Linked DNA regions of Homo sapiens: region 2 is linked to region 1. Evidence: chromatin loops called from intact Hi-C (ENCODE). Cell type or tissue: sigmoid colon. All regions are shown on one strand. Region 1 overlaps KAT6B (lysine acetyltransferase 6B). Region 2 overlaps KAT6B (lysine acetyltransferase 6B).

Region 1 (2,500 bases):
GGGATTATAGGTACCTGCCACCACGCCCAGCTAATTTTTCTATTTTTTGTAGAGACAGGGTTTCATCATGCTGGCCAGGCTGGTCTCAAACTCTTCAACTCAGGCGATCTGCCCGCCTCGGCCTCCCAAAGTGCTAGGATTACAGGCATAAGCCACCGCACCCGGCCAATTGTAGGCATTTTTAAACTCTTACTCTGTGAGGATGTATGTCTCAATCCCTTGAAATTTTTATTAGTACTTAGGTGTGCTCTCAGCAAAGTTGTCTACCTATGTCACCAGAATAAAGACAATTTTTCAAAGAAAATTGTTGTGTTTTCTCCTCCATTAAGCCATTGTTATCCTCAGCGAAGATGTATATATGAATAATTTATACTCACCTGGAATGGCTAACATATGAGCATATTGTTCCAAAGATACAGCTAGTTTTCTTAACGGCCAGATCACAGAAATTCCTAACAGCCTTTCTCACTTAAAGGGATAAAATACAAACACTTATTGGGGGAAAACAACTTTAGTAGTTTATTGATTTAGCTTTAGGAGTATTTCACAGCTGACTCCTTTTTAACAGCATACAACCAGGGGCATGTGTCTAATCAATACTGAACATCTATCTTGCAGTTGGGGCTCATGAATTAATCAACATCTACTCAAACTCAAAACCCATCAGGCAAAAATCAACGGTGACCTACATCTCTTCGAACACCACAGAACCACCCAAACAATGTTACTGTTTAAAATGATAACAAACTCAAAACCCTAACTGCACCAAAACTGGTAGTCTCTACTCATGAGTTACTTATGTCTAGGCTATCTCTTTTTTCCAAGGAACTAATAGCAGGCACTAAGGTTCTCATAACATTTCCTACATGGCTATACTAACCTCATCATACATAATGCTACAAAAGTTTAGAGAGGGCAGGAGACTACCTCAAGGACATGCAGCAACCTAGGGGGTTGTGGGGAATCTGGCTCTCTCCACTCTATTCAATGGTGGATGATTAGGCCAAGTGACCTGTTTCCTGATCAGCATGTGAAACAACACAGGAAAAAATGGTGTGTATGCAGAAAGTCTTTCCTTGTGAGCTCAAATTGTATAAAGAAGGTTTTATTTCTAATTATGGTCATATAATTACAGACACTTTAAGGAGAAGAGCCTGTTTGTTCTCCCTGGTGTAAGCAACTCACTGATTCAGGCTCTTTTGAAGCCAGCAGCCAAGTGGCAGTGGCACGGATCCAGGAGTTCCTGGAGGAGAACAGATGGACAGCTATCCCAAAAAAGAGCTCCCTGATGTCACCCAGCAATGAGATGTGAGAGCTCATAAATATACCATCCTCATTCAGGTGGTACATGTATAAAATAAAAGGGTTCACAGCGTAAGTCGATATTTTTCTCACTGGGTAGCAGATGATACCATGCTTGGCCCCCCATTCCCTCATTTTCTAATGAGGCCCTCCCAAGACTTCCCATTTAGCAGAAATCTGCTCCATCTAATGATTACTTTTTTAGTTTTCCATTTAGTTTAAGGGAAAATTCCTATTTCATCTATGTTTTCAGAACTTGTTACAAAAATTTTCTGAAAGGTTACTGATCCACCAGGCATGGGGTAAAGGAGTCAAGGCTGCAGAATCTGGAATCAGACTCACTGAGTTTGATTCCTGTCTCTACTTTCCTAGCTCTATCATTTTCTGGTCGTGTGATCTTGGCCAAGTATCTGACTCCTCTAAGTTTTAGTTTCTACATCTGTGAAATGGGGATAACTATAGTTGTTGTGGGAATTACATGAGGTGACATATATAAAGTGCTTAAGACAGTGTACGGTGCATGTTAATTGCTCAAAAGATGTTAGCAGCTATGAGTCGTTACTGTACTTGATGTAGATATTTTGGCCAATCAACATTTTTTGAGCGCCCACTACTTACTTCAACTGGACAAGAGCACAGACTCTCTATCCATTATGCCATAAAAGATTCAAAGAATGAGAATGTGAGACCCAAGCCTTGGAGGGTTTACAAATCACATGGGGAGAGAACACACATATACATTCAAGAACATGCTTTCAGCCGGGCGTGGTGGCTCACGCCTGTAATCCCAGCACTTTGGGAGGCCAACACAGGAGGATTACTTGAGATCGGGAGTTTGAGACCAGCCTGGCCAACATGGCAAAACTCTGTCTCTACTAAAAATACAAAAATTAGCCAGGCGTGGTGGCATGCGCCTGTAATCCCAGCTACTCGGGGAGGCTGAGGTAGAAGAATCGCTTGAACCCAGGAGGCGGAGGTTGCAGTGAGCCAAGCTTGAGCCACTGCACTCCAGCCTGAGCAACAGAATCCCGCAAACACACATTTCTTGCTTTCTTCAATAGTATACTCTATGGAAGGCTGGCAAATCATATTCTAAAAGGCCAGATCTTCCATCCCTTTTAAAAGAAAGGTATGGTAAACAGCTTTAAAAATTAACCATCTCAAGAATTTCATTATTTTCTAATGTAAGTTCACATGG
Region 2 (2,500 bases), 78 kb after region 1:
GCCTAGGCGGGTAGATCACCTGATGTCAGGAGTTCAAGACCAGCCTGGCCAACCTGGCGAAACCCCATCACTACTAAAAATAAAAAAAGTTAGCCGGGCATGGTGGCACGCACCTGTAGTCCCAGCTGCTCGGGAGGCTGAGGCAAGAGAATTGCTTGAACCTGGGAGGTGGAGGTTGCAGTGAGCTAAGATCATACCACTGCACCCCAGCCTGGGCAACAGAGCGAGACTCCATCTCAAAAAAAGTCAAAAGTTATAAATGAGATTTTGGGGCCATTTGGGGAAATATGGACTGTCAGTTAACACTCATTCCACTGCCGAATTTTTTGCGTAATAGTATAGTATATAAGAGAACATTTTTGATATATTATTAAGTATTTAGGGGTGAAATATAATATTTGTAATTTAGTTTCCAACAGTTTAGTCAAAATTGTGAATATATAAATGTGCTGTATATATACGCACACCCATGTATAAAAACATATACATATACACACATATAGGAAGAGAAAGAATGTGGCAAAATGTTAAAATTGGTGAATCTATGTGAAAGAAATAGAGTGTTTACTGTACTACTCTTTTAATATTTATGAAATACTCTAATTTTATAAATTATAAAGGTTAGGAGAGAAGTATTTTCCTAGCTCCCTCCATGCCTGCCTTTCCCAGGTCTGCTCACACACTGCCAGGAGTCTACCTGGAACAGCTGATGTTCTTCAAACAGCCAATACTCTTCCACTAGCAGATCCTGTTTTCTGCTGCTTTACTCACAACTCAAGGCTCAACAGCTAAAGCTGGGTTTTGTTATAAGACAGAAGTGTTTACAATACTAATTTTGAAAACAAGTTGGTCAAATATCAAATGGGAGTCATCTTTTAATGGCCTTATTACTAGATTTTAATATGTTCTTATGTTTCTCTTTCCCAAGATAATGTTTATGATCTGTTTCTTAAACTTCATCATACCCATAGGGTGGCAAGCATGACAGGGAAACCTTGGACAAAAAGCAGGGCTGGTCACATCAGAAACTACTAACAGAAACAGTCAAGCTCTGCCTCTGGCTCTCAGCCCATGTCACTCTGAACACCCTAGGCAGCCCAGACCAAGGCTCACCTCCTTCCTGCAGGCCTCACTGCTCTCCATATGGCAGCTCACTGACATCAAAGAAGACGGAAGAAATTATCTAAATTCACCAGGCTAGTTCCACTCCTTCCCTTGAATTGTGGAAGAGTCGCTGATATCTCAATTACCTCTCCTGCAATAGTACCTTTTTCCCTGCATGCTAAGATTTTGCAATGCTAAAAAGCAGGGTGAGAAGTGTATACTGGACTAACAGATGGAAGATTAACAACAAAAGACCGACTTGATGGGGGAGACAAAACTACAATGTTTGTATACCTATAATAAAAATACTGAGGAAGAAAAATTGAACTTGTAAGTAAAGTTAGGTTGCTCTTCTGTAACGCCTGTCGAGCTACAGACAGGAAAAGGCCCAGCATGGTTTCTGTGTACGCCTATGCTGTTTCTAATAGAAAGGACAAAATAGAGCCAAAACATCTGTTGACCAGTTAAGTTTGTTAATGAAACCAAATTGCAGCTGGTTTATCACAGATCAAAAGTGAGGCAAATTAGAGAAAGGATGTATGAACAAAGCTGGTTTCTAAAAAATAGTGGCTAAAGAATTCTAAACCCACTTGTCAAATTAACAAAAATCCTTCCTGGATTTTGCTTAGACCAGTGATTAGTATTTACTTTGTATCTTTGCAGAGACCAGCCTCATAGTTTAAATCTAGTATCATTCACTCTAAAATGTTGTCTATATTGCTCATTTTGCAGATTTATCAAAATATCACCTTTCATTAAAAAAAAACAGAAAAAACATACACTCTACATAATATTACACTAATTAAAAGATTCACTTATATAAGGAAAAAGAATATGTAGTTTGCAACTGTTGGAGACTTCTCTGGTAAAGTGCTTCTGCCCCAAGCAGAGGCATATGTACAGTTAGCATTTCACATATCCACTGCCACAACTCCTTCTCTTACATGTACAACTTTCCATCACCACCTGAAGACAGAGAGATAAGCACACCCACTCACAAAAACATACTTCCCTCTTGGCCCTGCTAACTCAAAATGTCACATGCAAATTACATGGCTGACGCATTTGCTAACTTTAATTTGGTGAGCTAATTGATGTTTATGTACTCAGAAACATTAATAGATTGGAGAGATCAAAGTACCTGAGAAGATTCAGGTTCATATTTTAAATGCTAGTGTGATCAGAGAACAGTTTCACCTAATCTACTGTAGTTTAAGGCACAGGGCCAAGAAAAGGAAGTTTATAAACAAAACAAAAAGTCAAGAATTTTACAATTAAAACACATTGCTACTGTCATGATAAAACAATGGGCTGGGCGTGGTGGGGCATGCCTCTAATCCCAGCACTTTGGGAGGCCGAGGTGGGCAGATCACAAGGTCAGGAGTTCGAGACCAGC

What was found. A loop is a pair of places that touch in the nucleus more often than their neighbours do. Peaks named below come from ENCODE experiments on the same cell type or tissue, not always from the same donor. Only the 100,000 strongest peaks of a DNase experiment are listed, where the experiment ranks them.
Region 2: a loop joins it to region 1, with 2.0 times the contacts of the local background. A loop is called at or near these places in 2 of 110 quality-filtered maps.

The regions. Positions count from the first base shown.
Region 1 is chr10:74,931,571-74,934,070 of GRCh38, reverse strand. All of the region lies in intron 3 of KAT6B (lysine acetyltransferase 6B), which reads right to left. Among named protein-coding and RNA genes, the nearest start is that of SNORD172, 89 kb to the left of the region's middle. In sigmoid colon, no CTCF peak of the experiment used is centred here; a DNase peak (open chromatin) is centred at 1,250.
Region 2 is chr10:74,853,842-74,856,341 of GRCh38, reverse strand. All of the region lies in intron 3 of KAT6B (lysine acetyltransferase 6B), which reads right to left. Among named protein-coding and RNA genes, the nearest start is that of KAT6B, 28 kb to the right of the region's middle. RefSeq lists a silencer at 62-272. In sigmoid colon, no CTCF peak of the experiment used is centred here; a DNase peak (open chromatin) is centred at 1,071; H3K27ac peaks cover 775 bases.